Linked DNA regions of Homo sapiens: all the other regions are linked to region 2. Evidence: chromatin loops called from intact Hi-C (ENCODE). Cell type or tissue: endothelial cell of umbilical vein. All regions are shown on one strand. Region 1 overlaps RASA1 (RAS p21 protein activator 1). Region 2 holds the start of MIR4280HG (MIR4280 host gene). Region 3 overlaps LOC101929380 (a long non-coding RNA gene).

Region 1 (8,000 bases), 270 kb before region 2:
AAATTGGTGGATTTCATTCACTCCTCGGTTTCAGTGGTAACAGGAATTTTTCAGAGTGGTTACAGAGAAGTAATGTTGACTTTAATGAATAAAAGTATTGCAGCACTGATTATGTCCTTTTTGCATTGATTTTGAAATGGGATTAGACCAGGGGTTGGCAAACTGTTACCTACCAGGCATATCCAGCCCATTAGCGTTTTTAGAACACAGTTTCTTGGAATGTAGCACACCTATTCGTTTATATATCACCTATGGCTATTTTCATGATACAGCAGAAAAGTTAGGTAGTTGCAACAGAAACTGGTTATAGGGCCTGCAAGGCCGAAAATATTTACTGTCTCTTTAAAGAAAAAGTTTATCCACCCCTGGATTAGACCACTGAACTACTAATCCTACCCTTTCTAGCTAAGTAACTGAATGGACCATAATCCAAAATTCTTAACTGCCATAGCTTACATTGTATTCCAGATTGCCATCTGCCTTGTACTGGGCCAAATTCTGAATATCTATGAGTACTTGAGGGGTGCTTCTCAAACTGCGAAGGACTTTTTTAAAAAAAAATCACTAGATGTATACTTTTGTAAAATTCAATAAAAAATGAATTACTAGAAAAGTGAAGACAAAAACATAAGCTCAAGTTTTATTAGATTCAGCAGTCATAAAATTATTATATCAAATTGCTATTAAAAATTTCTAGGGCCGGGCACAGTGGCTCATGCCTGTAATCTCAGCAGTTTGGGAGGCTAAGGCGGGCGGATCACCTGAGGTCGGGAGTTCGAGACCAGCCTGGCCAACATGGCGAAACCCCGTCTCTACTAAAAATACAATAATCAGCTGGACGTGGTGGTGGGTGCCTGTAATCCCAGCTACTTGTAAGACTGAGGCAGGGAGAACTGCTTGAACCCTGGAGGGGTCACAGTGAGCCAAGATCACGCCATTGCACTCCAGCCTGGGCAACAGAGCAAGACTCTGTCTCAAAAAAAAAAACAAAAAAAAAATTATGAAACACAATTCCTGTACTTAACTCACTGCAAACTGGAAACTGTTCATGGACCAGCTCTGGTACTTGCTACCATGAGTAGTGCTACTTTAGGACTAAATATTTGTTTTCCTTGATCTTCAAAATTATTTTACCTTTAGTTTTCATGACACAAAAACTGTTTTGTCATTGTCAGTCAATACAAGTGAAACCAAAGTTCCCTTTGATCAAAACCCAAATCTGTCATGACCTCAGAAGTTACTTAGCAGTTGTTTACCTTTGCCAGCCTTTTCTCTGCACGTATATCCATATATTTATGAAATAAGCAGCGTTTTTTTCTTCTTTGCATTTTTCATACATATTGTACAATGGGTGATTATCAATGCTTAGCTTTTGCTAGTCTGGGTGAAAAAGTATCACATTGGTATTTTAATTTGCATTTTCTTGATTATGGGACATTGAACTTTCCATACTTAACAGTCACTTATATTTCATCTGTATTGCTTATTTATCCCCTTTGCCCAATTTTCTGGCTTTTTTGTTTGTTTGTTTGTTTTTGAGATGGAGTCTTGCTGTGTCACCCAGGCTTGAGTGCAGTGGCGTGATCTCACTGCAACCTCTGCCTCCCGGGTTCAAGCAGTTCTCCTGCCTCAGCCTTCCAAGTAGCTGGGACGACAGGTGCATGCCAACATGCCCAGCTAATTTTTTTTTGTATTTTTAGTAGAGACGGGATTTTACCGTGTTAGCCAAGGATGGTCTCAAGCTCCTGACGTCGTGATCCGCCCGCCTCAGCCTCCCAAAGTGCTGGGATTACAGGCGTGAGCCACTGCACCTGGCCACATTTTTGTGGTTTGTAGTGCTTTATAGATTCTATATACAGTCATCCTTCAGTATCCATGGGGGATTGGTTTCAGGACTTTCTGCTCATAACCACAATCCACAGATGCCCTAATACAAAATGGCGTATTTGCATATAACCTATACACATCCTCCCATATACTTTAAATCATCTCTAGATTACTTATAATACCTAAATACAATGTAAATGTTATGTAAATAGTTATACTGTATTCTTGAGGGAATAATAAGAAAAAATTCTGTACATGTTCAGTACAGATAGAATTTTTTTCCTTATTTTCAATCCGCAGTTGGTTTAGTCCACAGATGTGGAACCCACAGGATACAGAAGGCTGATTGTACTTATTTATATATGATATATTATTTATATATGATATATTCTATTGTTTTTCACAACTTTTTTCCAAATACTAATTTTTGCCCCAGCTCCCACACCCCGCTTTTTTGAGAAAAAGTCTTCTCTCTGTCATCCAGGTGTGATGGAGTGCAGTGGCTTGATCTTGGCTCACTGCACCCTCTGCCTTCTGGGCTCAAGTGATCTTCCTACCTGAGCCTCTCAGCAGCTGGGACTACAGGTGCTCAACCACATTGGTTAATTTTTTAATTTTTTTGTAGAGACGAGGTTTCGCCACATTGCTCAGGCTGGCCTCAAACTCTTGGGCTCAGGCGATCTGACGCCTCGGCCTCCTAAAGAGCTGGGATTACAATTGTGAGCCCCTGTGCCCAGCAGGTCCCAGCTCATTTTTTATTTCATGTTTTCCTAGTTACTTGAAACACTTCTTATCACACATTAAATTCATCCTTCTGCATAGTCATTACTTTGCTTATCTAGTCTGATCATTGATCTGTTTAATATCTCACTTTTAATTACCGTAGCTTTTGTAGTGTGCTTTAAAGATAACTGGGACAAGGTCCTCCAACACTGTTCTTTTTTATATTCGCTCCTATTTTTTCACACTCTTTCCTAGGTCAGTGTTAGATTTGACAATTCCATGAAAAATTTTATTAGGGTTTTAATTAGAATTGCATTTAATTTAAAGATTGATTGTAAAAGTATCATTTTCCCTACCCCATAGCTGTTTATCTTTTTCCATTTATCCTGGCCTTGTTGTTCAGTAGATACATGATATTGCCTATAGCCTTGCTAGTTTATTTTACATTTTATAGTTTCTGTGGCTGGTATTGGATTGCTTATTGATAGTTGCTTAATTATAGGAAGAAGAGGAAAGGCTATGAAGATGATGATTACGTCTCAAAGAAATCCAAACATGAGGAGGTATGTTTTACTCCAAAGATGAACTCTAAGTTATTTTTGTTATACATTCTGGTGTGACTATACTGTTAAGATTTATTCTCCAAGAGTACAGGCATTATAGAGTTGTGGGTTTTTTCATTTTTTGCATACTTCCTTACGTACAGTACTGTTGTCCATTATTAAAGGGATTTTTCTCTCTTCTGTCTTTATTTAATGAAGAATCCTTCCTGTGTTCATAGAAAGCAGAAGCAATATGTATACATACTACATTTTTGCTTTTTTTCTTATTCTCCAAGGATTTTTCCCTTACCCCCTTTTAAAAAAAATTTTCTATCTGTCAAGTCAAATAAGTGAATAATCAGAGGCAAAAGGTCACAGCCATAACCTTTATTCCTCACTGGAGGAGTCTGGTGAGACCATGCCAACATTACTAACAGTGAACTATTACAAAATTTCCTGGTTTATCTTTTGTAATCCACATGGGTAAAAGGAGGAGAACATTTTCTTAAAGGGAGGTAAGAGGTAAACAATACTGGTTATGCTTCAGTGTTATCCTTACCACACTTTTTTTCCTTCTTAGGAAGAATGGACTGATGACGACCTGGTAGAATCTCTCTAACCATTTGAAGTTGATTTCTCAATGCTAACTAATCAAGAGAAGTAGGAAGCATATCAAACGTTTAACTTTATTTAAAAAGTATAATGTGAAAACATAAAATATATTAAAACTTTTCTATTGTTTTCTTTCCCTTTCACAGTAACTTTATGTAAAATAAACCATCTTCAAAAGAGCTAGAATAGCACCTGTTTTGAATATTCTTATTCCATCGTGACTAATATCAAATTAAAGCTGCAACTCATTTGCCTAATTTTTTAAGCAAAATATGATAGGCAAACCTATGCTTTTTTTAAAAAAGGCACCACAAAAAACAAAACTTAGTAGCCAGCTTTAAAAGTGTTAAGGAATGTGTTTTGCCCTCTAGAAACCTTTATAAATGGCTTTTTGAATGCCATCCTGATATATTTAGCTATTTGTCCATTACTATTAAACTGCAGAAGGTATTTCAACTGTTACATGGTACTGAAAGCCAGTCGTCTGGGTAATGAATATTATTTTTCTTTAGTTACCCGAAAACATTTCCAAATGGGTTTTTAAAAAAAACCAGATATATGATTTTGAATAGCTGTCTACATCAAACTCTTACGCTAGTATAGATAAGTAGGTAGCAGCAAATTGTATATTCAGTTGTGGTTGTTTTTTAATTTTGTTTTGATGTAAGGTCTTGCTATGTTGCCCAGGCTGTCTCAGACTCCTAGGCTCTAGTGATCCTCTGCCTCAGTTTTCTGAGTAATTGGGACTACAGGCACACATCACCACAGCCTTATAATTAACCTATTAGATCCTATAAGTGAATCCGTGTAAGTAGATTATAACAGTTACTAGGAATTTTGCAGATTAAATATGTTAGAGAAATGTAATTCAAATTGAAATGAGTCAATATAAAAATATGAAAGCACAGACTATTACAGCAAATTACTTACATATGAATCATGGCCAGCTGTATTTCACTATGTGACCTTGGTAAGTTATTAAACCTCTAAGTGCCAGTTTCCCACACTGAAAATGGGGAAGATAAAAATGCCTACTCTTCATAGGATTAATTAGAATAGTACCTGCATACACTAGTATTCAGTAAGTGTTAACTATTATAATTGGAACCAAACTGTGGACGTCTGTTTACCAAGCCAGATTTTTTTCAGGAAAACTGGCTTGAAGGAATTCCGAGTAATTCAAGTGTCCTGAATCTAATTAAATTGCACAAATACACACACCTCCTCAGTCTCAGTACATCCCAGGCTGTACTTTCCAGAAAGGTAGGTACCATTATAGTTACATCTATTTTAAGGCAATACTTACTATATGCATATTCATCTCTCTAACAATAATTCTTTACACTGTAGGCTTGAGTTTTGTGGGTTTTTTTTTTTTCTCATTCCAGAGTGAAAGGAATAAAATTCGTGATGTGAGATTTTTACAAAAGCAGAGTGGAAGAAGCCAAAAGTTATAAATCCTCCATCGCAGTCCTAGTTAAATATATTGCTGCTAGGCTCTAGACAGAATTACAAGATGTTCACAATTTGTCTCATTTTCCCTTTCAGATCGCCAAACTTTGGCATCAGAGCAAGGTCCACACTTATCACTGAAAATTTTCCCACCCAGCCCCATTAAAAACGTTAAAGTGTGAGAGATTTTATTTCAACACTGACAAGCTAGTTACTAGAGGGCCTACAAAGGTAAGTAACAAGTTTCCATTTCAACTTGAGAGACAAATGATGTTAAAATATAAGAAGCAGGGTAAGTCAGGTTTGTGATTTTAAATAAAAGGGAGAAGGATTTCAGACTGAGGAATGACAGGTTAGTATGGCTAAAGATTGAGGTGTGATAAATGGGAGCCAAAGTGCACAGCAAAAATATCTTGACTAATCCATATCCTCCCTGTCTTCTATCATGTAACCAAGGAAGGAGACCACCTGGGATACTATGTTGGTCCAAGTCCAGCTAAAAAACAGAAGGGGTGGAAAGGAGAGTAATTTGATAAAAGAGCCAAGAAGGGAGAGAATGGAATGAATTGAGCTGATTTCAAGGAAAAGGAGCATGGGACATGTTGAGATTTTTGGTATCAGTGTTAAACGGTGATTGAAGCCACATAGGTTAGCAGCCCCCATAGAAATAACTGCCTTTTGTAGCTTGGAACTACTAAGCAGACATCTTTTAAGCCCTTAGCATTTTTTTTTCCTGTATTTTATACATTAGAGGAATAGCATAAAGTGTTGCTCTTGGAATCTAGGGCTTTCCTTACTGTGGGAACACCTCCTTGGGTTCCTGTCTCACTCACTTTGATTACCAATGTCATTCTGCCACGTATGTTCCATATGTCCTATCTATCTGCCCTGCACAATTATGAGAGGGAAGGAATTATTGCATTTATAAAATCCTTTTCAAAAGAGGCCATTAGCAAAAATACTAATCTAAAGCTTCAGCTTCTCCCTGGGCCTTGCTCTGATGCTAAGGTTTAAACTGCCCCTGAAGGAGGAAGAAAATAAATAAATTAAATGCTTAGCTCTTTTAGACAGAAGTAATCAATTATGCAAGATATCCCTTGGTTTTATTTTAACTTAACCTTTGTGAATACTTCACAAAAATACACATACAGAAGTAAATAAAACTATACAGTTGAACTAAATATCCAGCAGATACAACAAGTAGTCAGAAGTTCAAAGATGGATAAGTTAGGCAGCTGATGAGGTTGTCTGCATAATCAAAGGGGTAGCACAAATAATGAACAAATAACTTTTAACAAAAGCATTCTAGTTAACATAAAAGAAATTGGTAGTCTATAAAATGGTTGAATGGGTAACATGCATTGATCAATACAACAACCAATAATATTTACTGAATTCAAACTATTTACTTGTAAACATTTAACAAAGCATTATGAGATCTAAATACAGTCTTTGACAATTTCAACAAAATAAGTCGTATGTTTAAAAAATAAAGCTGATGAGCAATAGATCATTCTATATATTTTCTTTCAACAGTTCCAGCAAGAGAAATAGCAGAGTATTTTTTAAAAGTATACAGCAAAGATTGTTCCTATTATAATGACAAACTCTGGAAACTGTAAATACAAATAATCATTGAACAGTCAAATGGTCATATTCCTAATCAGGAAGTAGTTACAGTAAGAACAGTCTGCAATCCAGTTATACACAATTGTCAATAAGAATGTGTTTCTTGTCAGTTGATTTCATAGTTCTTTCTCTAAGAGACAGCAAAACTTTGGCAACTGGGTGTACTGAAAATATATTTTGAAAGTTCGAGATATCAAGATACAGTCATAGCATTTCGTTTTGTGAAAGGTGGTCTGTACACCAAGGCTCAGAGGTTGTTAAAGATTGATTCCATGTGGAAATAGTGCAAATATCCTGCACAGATAGCTTACAAGGTTGCTGGCATAGTTATTCACCAGCAGAATCTTGGATTTTGTTTGCATAGCTCACACATCACTGGAATGTGGAAAAGTGTGCTATTTTTTGGCAAGAGCAAAGGAGACATTAAACTGAAGTGAATTACCATGTTGGACATGCTGAATCCATGCAGAACACTGGGGCGAAGGCTGCTACCTGACATCATTGGTTTTTGTATACTGGTTTTGTTTTTGTTGAAGCAGTTCTGTTATAGCCAGAAGCTTTTTCAATACGTGCTAGACAGAGGAAAAATGGTATGAAAATAAATGAAAGCTCGGTCAGCAATTTCAGGATGGGAACCTGGATTTGAAAAAAACTGTATCAAAGCAAAAGGATGCATAAAATATTACCACAATTCCCCTCAAAACATAAGTCTCTATTATTCAGTCATTGGCTGAGTATTTCTGGTCATAACTAAGAGAATTTTTATACCCTAAAGTGAACAGAAATTTGTTTGTGTTTGGCATGCTCCTATTTTTTAGGCCAGAACTATCACACTATCACATGTTGTCAGAAGCAGTTTATCTCTCTTTTAAAAAAGGCTTTTTTTATTTAATATCTAAGGCAAGTCAAGTCATATTATTAGTTTTGAAAGCTGCGGGGGGAGGGGCGGGGAGAAACAGGACTTGAGGATTCTAGAATCTCAGGTTGTAGAGAACTCAGTCACCAAACTCAATGCTTTAATCCCTTCTACAAAATCCCTGCCAAATGGTTAGCCAGTGCGGTGACAGCATTCACTATCTCCTGAAACTACATTAGAAACTAGTCAAAACTGTCCCTGTGGTCACTTCCTCTCAGTAGCCCTTATGTCAGCTGAGGACATTCAAAGTGTAACTCATTTTGTTCTATATCTCCAATATCTTAATTGACCTGGTATTA
Region 2 (8,000 bases):
TTTACATATCCTTAGATTAATAAATTATACTTAGTTTGACAACTTACTTTTAAACTTAGTATTTCTTAGACATTTGATAACAATAAATTATAATTCTAATTCACTTTAAAAATTACTACAGAGTATTACATTATTTGGATAAATATATTTAGTGTATTCAGTATGTTATTGTCAGAAATCTAGGCTGTTTCCATGCTTTTCAGTGATGAACATTTTCAGCAGTCAGCATTTAAAACTATTTATCTTTGTACCCAGGTGGATGCATATTTATAGGATAAATTCCTAAATAAAGGTTGCTGTTTTTAATTTTTAAAAATATTAATATTGATAGACATTGAGCAAGGTACACTTCATATAGAGTTTTTATTGAATAATATTTTAGGTTGGAAAAGTAATATAAAGTTTTTGTTCACACTCTCAAAAATTTAGTATCTCTTGCACTAATTTGTCACTTAGGCTATGTGGCTTTACATGTGTTTTTTCAAAATAGATTTAAAAGTTCTTGAAGCTGCTCTATTGTCTTCTGTCTTCATATTTCTCATGTTAAGTAATAAGACATGTCTTGGAGCAAGTGCCATTTAAGACTCCTCTAACTGGTAACTTGAAATTTTTGACATTGCTACTTCATTATCTAGTATAAATGAATAATCTCAGTGTTGCTTTAGTGCCCACTTGTTTCTCATATTAGTAAGTTATTGCAAAACTTAGCATTTGAACAGAATTGGAAAATGAATAATATAGTCAAGTTTTCTGTATCACATATGATATTGCTTTTAAATTCTTATTTTATTAACTCTTATTTTTGAAGAATTGTTTTTTGAATAGCTGTGATTCTTTTTAATTTTTATTTTTTCTTGGATATCTAAATCTTTTAATTTTTCTTCTTTAGGATTTATATACTTCCTTTTTAGGTTATGTTATGATCCTTCTCTCCAACTTAAAAACTTAAAACAATCAAATAAAACAACCATATCTTGTCAGAGTTATGCTGTGATTTGTGTACAAGTAGAAGGCCAGGTGGACAAATGACGGGTACTGTAAAATGAATCCAAAGCTACAAATGCAGCTTTGTTTGCAATGACAAATAGCTCTCTAATGCAACTAATTTAAATATGAAGGCTAGGTTATTGCAATAAGCTAAAAACCATTTAAAATCATTTTTAGGAAAAAAAACCCTCTCCTTGGATGTATGTGGGCTGTATTCTTAGACTTTGAAGATCAGGCTTAGGAGTTAATATTATTTAGTGGTGATTGGGACAGAGTGTCATTTTGTGACACTCCAGGACAAGTAGCCTCAGGGTGTCATGAGATTTCATGCTAGCTTGGTAAAATGAAATAATTCTAAATGACACCTCTGAGCTACTCTGAAAAGTTAGCTTTCTAATGAGAACTTAGCTACTGAAGAAGCACTTGGCTGAGTAACAAATCTCTCTACCTTTGCAAAGAATTTCTTTTTTTTACCCCCTGCTGGCATTTAAACTCAACCATTTACATTTAGGAAATCACCAATATATGTAAAAATGAAAAGGAAGGTAGAGAAGCAGCAGAAAAAGTGTGGTTGAAATAATCATTTAGCTATGATGACCATGCCAAATGTAGGTAATATTTAGAAAAAAAATTTGGATGCCATACACACAGAATTGAGGAAATTAGTTTTTGATATAGATATGTCAGAATTGGTTCTGTGATATAGTGGCAGTTTAAAAGTGTTTTCCCAAGAGAGGACTGTCAGATTCTGCTCTAAAACCAATAGAAAATGACTCAGTCTCAATTATACTTTGTATCCTAATTGCAGAGACCTTTAACATAATGACATAATGAACAATTAACACTCAACAAAGTATCAAAACCAACCACAAAAACTGCTCAAGGACTTTCAGAAAACATTCATTCTTTCAATAAATATTCACTGTAGTCCAAGAGATGTAACGAAGAACAAGACTAATAAGATTCTTACTTTTTCAAAATTACATCCTCATTGGGAGACACAGATGAATGAAGTAAGCACACATATTTATCAACTAATTTCAGATAGTGTTAAGTTCTAAGACGAAAATAAAACAGGGTGATGTGATAGAATGTACCTTGTGTGTGGATGTTGCAGAGAGGGTCAGCTTTAGTCAGGGAAGGCATCCTAGATAAGGAGGTATTTGTGCTAAAACCTGAATGATGAGGACTCCACCACGTCAAGATTTGGAGAAAAGGCATTCCATACAGAGAAACAGCAAGTGCAAAGTCCTTGAGATGGGAAAGAGCATGGTATGTTCAAAAAGAAAAAAGAACACCAGCATGGTGACAACAGAAGGGACAGTGTTGCAGAAGATGAGGTCAGAGTGATAGAGAGGAGACAGATTGGACTTTTGTTCTAAGTACAACAGGAAGCGATTTCAGCATTATAAGGAGAGAAAGGAAAGAATATGCATGATTCAAAATGATCACATTTTCATCTGGATGAAGATTAAATTGCAGAGGGGCAAACTTAGAAGAGGAGAGACAAGTTAGAGGTTTTTGTGGTAGTGCAGGTGTTTGACAATGGTGGTGAGATTAGCATGGTAGTACTGGAAATAGTAATTAGATTCTGGATACACTCTGGGAGTAGGGTCTACATATTGAGGGTTTGGATATAGAGAACAAGGGGAAGAGAGGAATCAAGCATCTCCCCTAGGATTTTGCCTTGAGCTGCTCGTGAAGTGGAAATGCATTTACTGAGAGAAGACTGGGGGAGAACAATTTATAAGGGAGGAAATTAGAAGTTCTACTCCAGGTATGTTAAGTTTAAAATGCCTATTACTTGTCTAAGCGGATCTTGACTACAAAACTGTCTGTAGTCTCAGCAAACGAGTTCTGTGGGCAATCAGCATTATTCTCTTTTTCTTGCCTTCCTGCATATTCGTAGCTTGAGGGAAAAATAGAAAAAAAAAATTCACTTGTTTATTCATTCAACAAATATTTATTAAACCATCTATTCCATAAACATTTATGCTAGGCACTGTTCTAGCAAATGTGGATAGGGGAATAAACAAGTTCTATTTTGTATCAAACTTTTTTTCCTTTTCAGGTTTAGTTTCAAGAGTGTGGGTGAAAAATGGATGACTCATTTCCGTTCTTTACTAGCTGGTCCAAGGCTGGCAGTTTGGTCTCTGTTGCCTCACTCTTCTCTGGTATGCAGTAGAAACATTCAGAAATAGACTTAGTAGCCTGGATATACAATGTCACCTGCCAAAGTCCTTCAATACCATAGTAATGAATAAAAAATGAATGGTACTAATTGATATATATTTCCTCCCATTTATTCATCCTATGTTTTTGTTTTTCTATTGTGTATTATTTTTTAAAGTACCAGAATAAACTAATGTCTTTGAGTTTGTGATGACTAATAGAAACAGTTGGATATAGAAATAATTCAGTTTAAGTCAGCCAAAGAAACACCAAAATGTTTCTGAGTAATTGGTTATTGCAGCCTTCTTAGTATTTCATTAGGGATAAATTGAGGTTTCTGAATCTAAGAAATTACCTGGTGCTTTTCAATACTGATATGATAGATTTTGATACCACTTGCTTAATATAGGAACATTTCCTGTTTTTCTTCTAGAGAACTCTGAATTAAAGAGAGAAGCAGAGATGAAAATAACTTCTCATTTGTGCTTTGAAATATTTCTTGTCCTAATTAAAATTCAGGCAAGCCAAATTTGATACCATAACATAGAGTCAGCCTGACCACTCAGCTTCCCTTAATATTCTGCATCCCCTCACCCTTCTTTAAAACTGGTTCCTCCAGTTTGTATCTGAATGATGCTATCATCACAGTGAGTTGTGCCAAACTCAGATTACTGTATGCTATAGTCATCGTCTGGTTTCCTGTCTAGTGAAGAAGCATTTCATGGTGGTTAATAGCACTGGCTTTAGTCAATTAGGCTAGGATTTGAATTCTGGCACTGCTGTTCATTGGCTGGATGACCTAGGGCAAGACACTTACTCTTTGTATCTCGATTTCCTCATCTGTGTTGATGTGTGAGACTTAAATGAGCTAATGCAGGTAAAGTCCCAAGCACAAGGCCTATCACCAGGTAGGCATTTGTTCATATGCTTAAAACCTATTTGAGTGTCAGGCACTGTTCTGAGCTCTGGGATAAAGCAAGCACAAATTAGACAAACTTCCTGCCTTCATGGTCTTTTTATTTTGGCATTCCATAACCTCAATTCCCTTTCTTATTTTCTTTCTTTCCTGGATGGCTCTGAGCAAAATAGTCATGTAGCAAAAAATGGGCACTTTATCATATTCTTACTCTTGTGTGTGACACAGCTAGTGTATTAGTCCATTTTCATGGTGCTGATAAAGACATACCAGATACTGGGCAATTTACAAAAGAAAGAGGTTTAATGGACTTACATTTCCACATGGCTGGGGAGGCCTCACAATCATGGTGGAAGGCAAGGAGCAAGTCACATCTTAGGTGGATGGCGGCAGGAAAAGAGAGAGAGGACTTGTGCTCTCTCTCCCGTTTTTAAAACTGTCAGATCTCGTGAGACTTACGAGAACAGCAAGGGAAGACCCACCCCATGATTCAGTTATCTCCTACTGGGTCCTTCCCACAACACGTGGGAATTATGGGAGCTACAAGATGAAATTTGGGTGGGGACGTAGAGCCAAACCATATAAGCTAGTGTCCGTGTTGCCCACCCTTGCCCACCAAGCTCCACCCATGCTCCACTTCCCCACCTAGGATGTCTTTCCCAGCAGTGCCTCCCAAGTGGGGCTTCTATGCACAACTTGGTGCCCTGCCCTATCCACACTCACCTGCATACTTTGTATCTTAGTCCCTGCCTTCTCAGTCATGTAAGTCAACTGATACTGAGTTTCTAGTAACTAGTATAGACCAAATATATACCCCTATTGAGAGCTTTGCTTAGTTCCCTAGAAATGAATCTCTAGAAATAGAAGATTGTAATTTGTGGAATATTTGAGAGAGGAGAGGGCTTCAGAGAAGCTGCTGTGTCTGACTGTGATCACTGTGTCGTTTGTTTATTGAACATAGGCTGTAAAACGACTTTCTTCTCTTCCCCATGCTTTTCCATGTTCCTCGCTCTCTCTCTTTTTTCTCTCCTATTTCTCACTTTCCCACGCTTGTGTCACTCACATTACATAAAATATAATATATAGTGAAGCCAACTTAAATACCACATCCTCCTTGAAACCACTCCTTCCCTTTCCACTTGAAAGAAATCTCCGTCCTCTGTACCTCTCTGGCCAGTCTTTCTAGTGTTGTCCACTTACTGGTTATCTTTCCCTCATTTCTCTGCATTCACAAACTTCATTCGAGATAAAACCCAAGTGGGAAGCTGGGAACTGAAGCCAGGTCAGGGCCTTTCAGAGGTCCAGCAAAACTTGGATCTCCCTCCGCTTTCCTCTTCTCCCTTCTCTCCTTTCTTTTCTGGAACACTATTTTTTTTTTTTTAAGCCCAAACCAGGTGTTAATATTATAACATAAGAAAGAGTACTTTTCGAGGTGGGTGGATCACGAGGTCAGGAGATAGAGAACATCCTGGCTAACATGGTGAAACCCCCTCTTTACTAAATATACAAAAAATTAGCTGGGCGCGGTGGCGGTCGCCTGTAGTCCCAGCTACTGGGGAGGCTGAGGCAGGAGAATGGCGTGAACCCGGGAGGCGGAGCTTGCCGTGAGCCGAGATTGCGTCACTGCACTCCAGCCTGGGCGACAGAGCGAGACTCCGTCTCAAAAAAAAACAAAAAACAAAAAACAAAAACGAGTACTTTTAATACAGTAGTAACCTCTTAATATAGTGGGAACCTGCAGGGGATATGTTCTAAGACTCCCAGTGGATGCCTGAAATCAAAGATAGTACAAAGCCCAATATATATACTGGTTGTTGTTGTTGTTGTTGTTGTTGTTTTAGACGGAGGAGTCTCGCTCTGTTGCCCAGGTTGGAGTGCAGTGGCGTGATCTCGGCTCACTGCAACCTCTGCCTCCCAGGTTCAAGCAATTCTCCTGCCTCAGCTTCCCGAGTAGCTGGGACTACAGGCGTGCGCTACCATGTCCAACTAATTTTTATATTTTTAGTAGAGACAGGGTTTCACCATTTTGGCCAGGATGGTCTCGATCTCTTGACCTTGTGATCTGCCCGCCTCAGCCTCCCAAAGTGCTGGGATTACAGGCATAAGCCACCGAACCCGGCCCGTAGTTTTGATATAATAACCCAGATGGCTACTAAGTAACTAACAGGCAGGTAGCATATACAGTGTGGATACACTGGTTAATGGATGATTCATGTCCTGGGTGGGACAGAACAGGCCGGCATGCGATTTCATCACACTATTCAGAATGGTGTGCAATTTTAAATGTATTAATTGTTTATTTCCGGAATTTTCTATTTAAGACTCTTGGACTGTGATACTGAAACCATGGAAAGCAAAACCATGGCTAACAGAGGTCTACTGTACATAAATTACAATGCAATATAATTGTGTTATTTATAAGATTATATGGGGTTATATTTAAAAAGTAATTTATGATATGCAATACGGTATCTGATAATGAGCTATTAAAGTTTGATTATAAATAAGATCTTAAATGTATACCAGAGACTGCATGTATAAACTAATATGGAGAGATTATTGGAAGTTTATTTTGCAGTCTATTGAGTAAGATCCAGGGTGAATGGTTCTTTGGCCCCCATTATACATTCTGTGTGGGCAGTAGTATCAGGTACAGATAAAAATCAGTAACCAAAACATTAGATGGATGAAAAATGAGGGTGATCACAGGAGGATGAGAAGCTACCAGGGTAGAATGCTGGAGAAAGACTGAGATGGTTTTCGGAGATGGTGTTCTTGTTAGCTCAAGGCCTGGGCACAGAGCTTGACTTCTTTGGGTTTCACAGAATCAGGGAGGCAGAGAACCAAGAGACCTAGAAAGATCTTCCCACAGGAAGATTGAATTTTCACCGTGGCAAAGGAAAAGTATCAAAGGAGAGTCCTGCTAAGAACAAAGCAAAGAGATTTAAGAGCTTAACATCTTTGGACGACGTGCTTTGGACCATCCTTGCCCATAATCCTTTTCTTTGAGATCCTATTCCCTATGTAGCACTGGTAATGGGCAGCCCTATGTAACTGGTGACACCCTTACAAGAAAACTGGTCTGCAAAGAGAAGGAAGAGGAAAGAAAAATTGTGCAGAGAGAAGTAGAAGCTAGAAAGCACATGAATCTTGAGAGGTAACTGAGTTGTCTCAGTTCTTCAATGGTTTCAGTTCCCATGACTCATGTTGGTACCATGCTATGGTTTCTGTGGATCTCTAGCATTGTATGAAGCTTCCTCAGCTTATATCCTATAAGTGGGGTCACTGTTTTTTTTTTTTTTTTTTGTCTTGAAAAGAGTCCTGACTAGGACAATAAGTGATATGTTGTTGAAAGTTGATGGCCTCTAGTTGTCTTGGGAACTTAAGCTTAGATACAGGGAGAACTATATTGGTTTTCTCACCCCAGTTAATATAGCCAGAGCTAGTTTTCCATCGCCAGTAGGGAGGAGTGTTTGGACACTTTCAGACAGTTGGGTTGGAGCTAAGATAAGGCAGAAGGAGATAATTTTTTTATGAGTCCTGGATAAATATTGGTGGATGTTTTGTTTAGGGTAAAAGCTAAGTTGCTGAAACAATGGGAACCTTTTAGTACAATGACTTAAATAAGATTAATATTTATGTATCTCTTTTGCTACAGACACAGTAATAGACGAGTTCTTCTCCTTAATGTCAGTTGCATCAGTTGTCCTTGTCTACATGGTCACTAGTACCATGATCATGTTCCAACCCATAGGAATGGGGTAAGGGGAATAGAGAGTGTCACCAAAGATTGAAGTCCAAAGATTTGTCACACACTACTTACAGTCATATATCAAGGGCTGAAACTCGCCATACCTAGCTGCATGGAATGTACTTTCTTAGATTTGTGGCCACACATGCTGCTAAACAACTTTTGGTGTTCGAT
Region 3 (8,000 bases), 75 kb before region 2:
ACTTAAAGAATAATAAAAACAAAAAGAATCTTGTTCATAATCCACATGTGGTCTCTACATTTCACCTTACTATTTAGCTCTCCTTTTAGTAGTATCACAAAAGATGTTTTTTACTAGGATATGAGTTTGTTTCCTTTAACTATTCTTCCTTAATTTTTTTTTCATATAGTAATAGGAATATTTCTGGATTTGTAAGCTCTCCGTTCCTCAGAGGATGTGTTGAAAAATCTATTGGAAGGTCAGGCATGGTGGCTATGCCTGTAATCTCAGCACTTTGGGAGGCCAAGATGGAAGATTGGCTTGAAGCCAGGAGTTCAAGGAAAATATATTGAAAACTACTAAAATTGCAACATTTTAACAGTTTGCATGCTTTGGTTACAGATTATTTTCCAAATAGTTTTTGTATCATCCCCTTTTGATGATCACTAGAAGATGCTAGAACTAAATGTCTTCGTTTACATTCATGACTTTATTTATTTATTTATTTTTTGAGATGGAATCTCGCCCTGTCTTGCCCAGGCTGGAGTGCAGTGGCATGATCTCAGTTCACTGCATCCTCCACCTCCCGGGTTCAAGCAATTCTCCTGCCTCAGTCTCCCAAGTAGCTGGGATTACAGGTGCGCACCACCACGCCCAGCTAATGTTTTGTAGTTTTAGTAGAGATGGCGTTTTACCATATTGGCCAGGCTGTTCTCAATCTCCTGACCCCAGGTGATCCACCCAACTTGGCCTCCCCAAAGTGCTGGGATTATAGGCGTGAGCCACCATGCCCGGCCGCAACTTTATTTATTAAGACTGTGTTCACTATAAACTTTAAGGGAGCTTGAGGACTTTAGGAAAAATACAGTTGGTCTTACGAGAAATGCTGAGGAATGCTTTGTGAATTTGTGTTCTATTTCGAGCAGTATGTTTTCTCAGAAGGATCCTTCCAACAGAGCATGTACTCCATGTTCTCCATATGGTGCACTGAAATTGTAGGGAATGTATATCTATCTATATATTCTGGATGTACATTTCCTTTATTCTTCAGTCCTTCTGGCAAAATCTTTATCTCAACAGGCTTAGGATGACATTTAGAGAAGTTTATACTTTCAAGTTTGTAATGAGTAGAAGAGAGGATTCTAAGTATAGTTTTTCTCAGGGCATTGTAATTGACCAAACTAGTAAAGTTATAGAACACCACTGAAGTATTTCATTAATAAGTTTATATGCAAGGTGATAGTGTGATATGTCACCTAGAATTCAAGATTTCAGTCTGAAGAAGGTAGCACATATTCCTCAAAAACCTGAGACAAGAAAACTGTTTTTGAGAATCTATGTAATATTCACAAAAATTATATACCAGGCCAGGGATGAAGCCTCCAAATGTTCTAAATATTAATATAAGACAGACTATGCTCTGTTACCATAATACAGGGTAATTAGAAACCAATAATGAATATTTTTAAAAACTCTACATAGCTTCACTATAAGCAATATTTTCTCCAGGCTGCAAATTCTGTTTAAGAAATTTAAGTCTGCAAAAATAAAAGGTTGGAACTGCATATATTATGAAAACCAAAACCAAATGACACTTAATAAGCATGTCCTTTAATAACACAGCAAGTTTATCAATAATCTAACAGTTGAGGTAATAGGTAGTAGTCATTTTTTTTTTTTTTTTTTTTTTGAGACAGGGTCTCACTCTATTGCCTACACTGGAGTGCAGTGGCACAATCATGGCTCATTGTAGCTTTGAACTCCTAGGCTCAGGCGATCCTTCAGCCTTAGCCAACTTAGTAGCTGGGACCGCAGGTGTGTGCCACCATGCCTGGCTAATTTTTTTATGGTGACTAGGGTCTTGCCATGTTGCCCAGTCTGGTCTTGAACTCCTGGGCTCAAGCAATCCTCCCACCTTGACCTCTCAAAGTGCTGGGATTATAAGTGTGAGCCACTTCACCCAGCCTAGATAATCTTATTAGGACAAATGCTTAGGACTACAAACAGGATTGTTCTATGTTATATTTCTGGGTCAGTATTTGGTGGGACCAATGAATTAGCTGATTTTTCATTTTTTCTTGTGTATTTTAGAATGTTTTTATAATTGGCAGATATTACTTTTAAGTGAAAAAGATAAAATCTCAAGGAAAGGCTGAGTGCGGTGGCTCACGTCTGTAATCCCTGCACTTTGGGAGGCCAAGGGGGGCATATCACTTGAGGTCAGGAGTTTGAGATCAGCCTGGCCAACGTGCTCAAACTCTGTCTCTAATAAAAATACAAAAATTAGCTGGGCATGGTGGCACGCACCTGTAATCCCAGCTACTTGAGAGGCTGAGGCAGGAAAATCGCTTGTACTCAGGAGGCGGAGGTTGCAGTGAGCCAGGATAGCACCACAGCACTCCAGCCTGGGCAACAGAGTAAGACTCTGCTGTGACACCACTACCAACAAAAAGACTCCCAAAAAACCTCAAGGAAAATAAAGAGTACACTCCTGGCAAGTAGCATTTTCTAAAGCTACTCTTGAAGAGTGGTCTATATTAGGAAAATCTAATTTCCTCAAGAAAGCAAAATCTTTTCTTGACTGAGTATTTCACAGAAAACAAAATACTGTGTGTGTGTGTGTGTGTGTGTGTGTGTGTATTTTATATATATATATAAAATATATATATATATATAGAGAGAGAGAGAGAGAGAGTGATAGAGAGAGAGAGTTTAGTAAGGAAAATATACTAAAAAAACCTCCTCAGATTCCTTAGAAAAGGATAAATTCAGTACTTTCTCAGAATTTACATTTTGTTAAGAGTAGCAACTAGGTTTATTTAAACTAAATTTAGTTAGTTTAAATAAACTCAACAGTCAGTGTGTAAGGCCTTGTAGCCAGCATCCTTGCTGCTTTGCCTATAGCCTCCTGGCCCACCCTGAAGGTCAGCTGTGGCTGGGGTGGGCAGTTGCAGTACTTGCCAACAGCTTTCTGCCTCAAGGACCTGTGTCTTTGCCTCAGGGTCTTCTCTGGATACTTGGAGAAATGCTTGGCCTGAGTATAGGACAGGCCAGAAGTGATTTGTATTAATCCTCTCAGGAGCAACCTTCAAACTAGGAGGGCAGAATTGAGGGATTTATGGCCCAGCTTCCTCATCTCAGAAGGACAATCTGAGGCATGTCCGCCATAGTTTCTCAGTGGGTCCTCAGCAGTACTGGGCCCAGTTGCCCATAGCAGAAGCCTGCTTCTGATTAATGTACCCTTTTCAACTTTCCTTCCTTTACTATGTCACTTCCTCACTCCTCACTTCCCAAACACTTATATCCAAATCCTGTGTCACAGTCTGCTTTCGACAGGGGAATACAATCTAAGGTTGCCTGCTAGAGACAGCTTCTTGAAACAAAGGCTATTTCGTGTTTACTCTGGAATTCCTGATACTTAACATGCCCCCAGCACATATAAAAATCAGATATTTTCCTAGGCCTCAATTAGATCTGAATAACAGCAGAGAAGACAGTCAAGAGTTCTACAGAATGAGGTATACTGGATTAATTTCTATAAGAGACGCAACAAAAGTGCTATAGCATGTAGTCACTAATTATAAATTAGGAGATTGGCAAAGGCTTTAAGGAGGAGGTGGTAGTAAATCAGGCATTTGAAGGATGCACAAGATTTTGTCAAGTGGAGAAGAAGGATTAAAGTGACATTCCAGGCAAATGAAAGAGCAACATCAAAGTCTCAGAAGTGTTAGGGTACATGGACTACTGAAAGAAAATAATAGCGCTCCTGGGCTGAACCTCAGAATACATGAAATAAGAGGGCAGAAAGCAAAATGAAGCTAAATTAGTCCATGGCAGCCTGCACATTCGAGGAAGCTCTGAATAGACAGGGAGAGAATGTTTCAGAACTGCACATATAGAGCTATGTTTTTGGTGTGACTTCTAAAAAAAAAGCCTCACCCACGCATTGACGGTCACTTCCTTTGCTAACATTATTTTGAAAGTCTGACTCATTAATAGAGCATTTTTCCTGAAACTCAAGACATTTAGAATTTGGATATATTTTTCTTTTGTTTCTTAAAGAGGACAAGAAAAAGAGAAAAGAGCTTCTCTTCTTGTCTGGGATTTCGACAAATGTTTGTATCTCACATTGTCTAATTTATTAGAATTCATTTCTTTAAGCTTTCCACTTTGAAGCTATCACTTTTTCTGAAGGGGACCATGATGTGCTCATTCTCCTTATATAAATTAGTTTGTGAACAGAAAGATTTGGGAGACCAGTGCAATGATCATGTAGTATGACAGGTGGGATAAGCATTAGTCTGGAAACAAGGAAACCTGGGCTCTAACTCTGGATCTTCCTCATCCTGGCTTTTTGGCCTTTAGGGAATCTTTAAAACTTTCACTCTCTGTTCAGTGAGGTGTTGGACTAGATGATCTCTAAGATTTCTTCTAGCCCCAACCTCTTGTCCACTTGACAAAATCTTGTGCAACCATGGAGGACATGCCTCAGATTGTCCTGACATGATTAAATCAAGGTCAGAGAAGGAAACTGAGTCTCTTATGAATGTCACTAAAAAAATATTATTTGAAAATTGATGACATTATAACTTTTTGAAGAAATATAATGCAAACATCATTTTCACTAGTTCCTTTGAAAGAGCTATTTTTTTTCTGATGATTTAATGTCAGCTCCATCAATTAAAATAGGCATAATTGTGCTCGTATAAAATAGTAATTTTCTAAAATGCATCTGATGGCACCAGGCCTTGGGGCATATTTCATTAGTTGTTGGAAAGATAATAGCATTTAATTAAGGAATGAATCACAATGAACAAACTAGATTCTGAATGTATTTCCCACTGAAATATAGACATTATTGATAGATGATAGATGATAGTCTGTTTTAAGGGCTAGCATTCTTTAAGATGTTTTAGCACAAAACAAGGTTAAAAAAAATCTTATCTCCTTATAGTCTGAATAAAGTAGTAGCCAGAGAAGCAGTCTTCATAATTTACTTCTACTTTATCATGAACCTTCTAAATCGAGTTGTTTTTTCATATTGGAAAGTACTTTAGCTTATTCTGTCAGTGATTTTTCCCCCACGTGGTAATGATGGAAAGGTCTTAACTTACAGAGAAATAAATATGGGAACAATACCTGTTTAAGCAGCAAGCACAGGGGCAGGTGAGAGAGTCTGGGAGGAAGTTCTTTTGCCTCAGGGTCACTGTCATGCGAGAGTGCTGAACACAGCAGCATCCTCTACTAACTTTAAAATTTAGAAATCTCAAGTAGAGTTCCAGTATTATTCAGGGAATCTGAAAAGAAAAACCACTGTGCTCAATAAATATATATTTTTAAAGTCATATTGGGGCCGGGCACGGTGGCTCATGCTTGTAATCCCAGCACTTTGCGAGGCTGAGGTGGGTGGACCACGAGGTCAGGAGTTAAAGACCAGCCTGGCAACATGTTGAAACTCTGTCTCTACTAAAAATACAAAAATTAGTTGGGCATGGTGTTGTGTGCCTGTAATCCCAGCTACTCGGGAGGCTGAGGCAGGAGAATTGCTGGAAGGTGGAGGTAGCAGCGAGCGAGATCACGCCACTGCACTCCAGCCTGGGCTACAGAGCGAGACTCTGTCAAAAAAAAAAAAAAAAAAAAAAAAAAAAAAGTCATATTGGACTTGAGAACTCTCTAGCCTGATTATTTACTTTTTACACCACAAACAGTTCAAGAGAATACAAAACAAACTATACTTTGAACCTAATAGTACAATGACAGAATAATTATTTTTTTCCAAAACGTTTGAAAATATGTCCAGTGCACTTGTCAAGACAAAATTCTAGATCCACAAATACTAAAATTGCAAAAATGATTTTGGTGAGAAGTGGCGAGGAGACCAGGCAGGAAAGGTGAAGAAAGAGAATTAGCATTCACAGCATACTTTCCTGCCAGCTAGCCTGATATACACTTTATTTATGCTAATTTATATAATCTTCACAGACAACTCTATAAGGTAGGTGTTATCTTTATTTTACAGTGGATAGAACTGAGCTTCATTAAAGTTAATTAACTTGCTCATCATAGTGTGGTTGTTAATGACAGAGACCTAATTTGCTTTCAAGAGCTGTGCTTTCTAACACCATGCTGTGTTCTGCTTCAGATAGTGTATCTCTGCAGGAATTAAAAGCATATACTGTACATTTATTTTTCAAGAATCAAATCACTATCATTTGATTTTAACATAAGCATAGCAAAAGTACCAGAACATAAGCTTATCATTGTGAAACTACAGCAGATTTGGGTATCACAGGGTACACGTGGCAGGCTGGAGGGACCTCAGTTTAGTCTGACAGAGAGTTTGATGCACTTGATGGGAGCAAGGAGGACTGAACCATCAGAGGCTGGTGACTGGCCACCAGGAATCACTTGGAGCCAGTTACTTATTGGTAAAGTCAGAATAGGGTGAAGTGAGTAAGGCCTTTGCTCCAAGTGTAAAATTTAAGGGGGCACCCAAAACTCAGTAATTAAAATAAAAAATATTCTAATGCAATTTCTTTAAAAAATCCAAATCAGCAAATTACCTGTTTTTGTAAATAACACCAGGGATCAGAGTTCTAAGCCACATCAAATAGTGAATTTCTTTATCTTTCAGAGGTCTAAGGAAGAAGAAAGATCTCACTGGGTGAAATCAGAATGATTTTTACTGGATTCAGGCACTCTGTTTTGGGGGGCATAGGAGCAGTATATTCTCTGGTCCTACGCTAGCAAGAGTCTCCTACTTTCTTAGAGTAGGAGCTAGACTTGGCATGACTAAGTGTCTTGATTTGCCCAGACTATGCAGGTTTTCGCACTGAAAGGACTGCTCCCCTCAAAACCCTCAGTTTTGGAAAAACTGCAATGATTGGTTATCCTAGCAGAGGGGATGTACTTAGAGTTATATTACTAAAAAAACAAAGAAAAGAGAGAATATGTGGATATTCTGTTTGGGGCCAGCTCTTAGAGTTTAACATAAGTAGAAGAAGAATATTTGAGTATATATTTGACTATTAAAATTAGAGTCATGCCAACCAGGGTGAAGTTACAGGTGATATAATTTATGTGTTCCCAGGCTACACCAGCCTGGGAAAGGGGTATGGGGAATCATAGTCTTGGTGATTTCTCTAGAAGATATCACCACCTGCTTTCTTGGGCTTTCCAACTCCTTTAAATCCTGTTCTACTTATTCCTTGAGTCCCTGGGAGGTCTTGCACCTACCATATTGAACAAGTCCTCTTATCTTCTAGTGTTTGACATAGACATTGATGACCATCACTGTGATTGTGATTGAGGGTTTGGGGTTTCCAAAGCCACCAGAGCAGTCAATTTTCACCACTTCCTGCAGGGATGCACTCTGCTGTATTCAGTCAAATTCACTGAAATAAGATTTGCTTCCAAAGTCTTTTTTTTTTCTCAGTGAGTTCCCTGCACCTTCACTCCACCTCCAACCCAATTTAGATCTAAACAAAAGTCTAATGAACTGCTCCCTCCAAACAAAGGCAAAATTACTGTAATGATGGAGAAATAGAAGTTTCAGGGGCCTGTGAGTGAATTTGAACTAATCTTCCATTCTTTTTTTTTAAAGAAGACCCCTGGATCCATGTTGTGGACTGAATTGCATCCCCCTCCAATTCATATATTGAAGCTCTAACCCCTAATGTGTTTGGAGATAGGGCTTTTAGGAGATAATTAAGGTTAAGTAAGGACATAGGATGAGGTCCTAATCTGACAGGACTGATGATCTTACAAGAGTAAGGAGATCCCCCTGTCCTCCTTCCCTGCTTTTCCTCTTTCTTTCCCCTCCCCATAATTCTTCCCCTCTTTCTCTCTCTCCATGTGATTATATAGTCAGAAGGCAGCCTTCTGCAAGCTAGGAAGAGAGTCCTCTCCAGAGACCAATCATGGTGGCATCCTGCTCTCAGGCATATAGCCTCTGGGGCTGTTAAGAACAATAAATGTGTGTAGTTTAAACCACTCATTCTATGGTATTTTATTATGGCAGC

The links. Peaks named below come from ENCODE experiments on the same cell type or tissue, not always from the same donor. Only the 100,000 strongest peaks of a DNase experiment are listed, where the experiment ranks them.
Region 1: it touches region 2 in a loop (10-fold over the local background); 7 of 110 quality-filtered maps call a loop at or near these places.
Region 3: it touches region 2 in a loop (5-fold over the local background); 4 of 110 quality-filtered maps call a loop at or near these places.

Annotation. Positions count from the first base shown.
Region 1 is chr5:87,390,157-87,398,156 of GRCh38, reverse strand. It overlaps RASA1 (RAS p21 protein activator 1), which reads right to left. Exons shown (of 25, transcript NM_002890.3): 25 at 6,241-7,357. The coding sequence ends at 7,274. It overlaps CCNH (cyclin H), which reads left to right. Exons shown (of 9, transcript NM_001239.4): 8 at 3,053-3,113; 9 at 3,673-3,883. The coding sequence ends at 3,711. Among named protein-coding and RNA genes, the nearest start is that of CCNH, 19 kb to the left of the region's middle. In endothelial cell of umbilical vein, no CTCF peak of the experiment used is centred here; a DNase peak (open chromatin) is centred at 4,666; H3K27ac peaks cover 2,729 bases.
Region 2 is chr5:87,116,585-87,124,584 of GRCh38, reverse strand. MIR4280HG (MIR4280 host gene) reads left to right here and starts at 2,390. Exons shown (of 2, transcript NR_186582.1): 1 at 2,390-2,764. LOC101929380 (a long non-coding RNA gene) reads right to left here and starts at 4,437. Exons shown (of 4, transcript NR_105018.1): 1 at 4,391-4,437. RefSeq lists an enhancer at 6,945-7,044. In endothelial cell of umbilical vein, no CTCF peak of the experiment used is centred here; DNase peaks (open chromatin) are centred at 3,124 and 3,844; H3K27ac peaks cover 2,512 bases.
Region 3 is chr5:87,191,159-87,199,158 of GRCh38, reverse strand. The region is part of intron 2 of LOC101929380 (a long non-coding RNA gene); the gene reads right to left. Among named protein-coding and RNA genes, the nearest start is that of LINC01949, 44 kb to the left of the region's middle. In endothelial cell of umbilical vein, no CTCF peak of the experiment used is centred here; DNase peaks (open chromatin) are centred at 3,328 and 3,808; H3K27ac peaks cover 2,092 bases.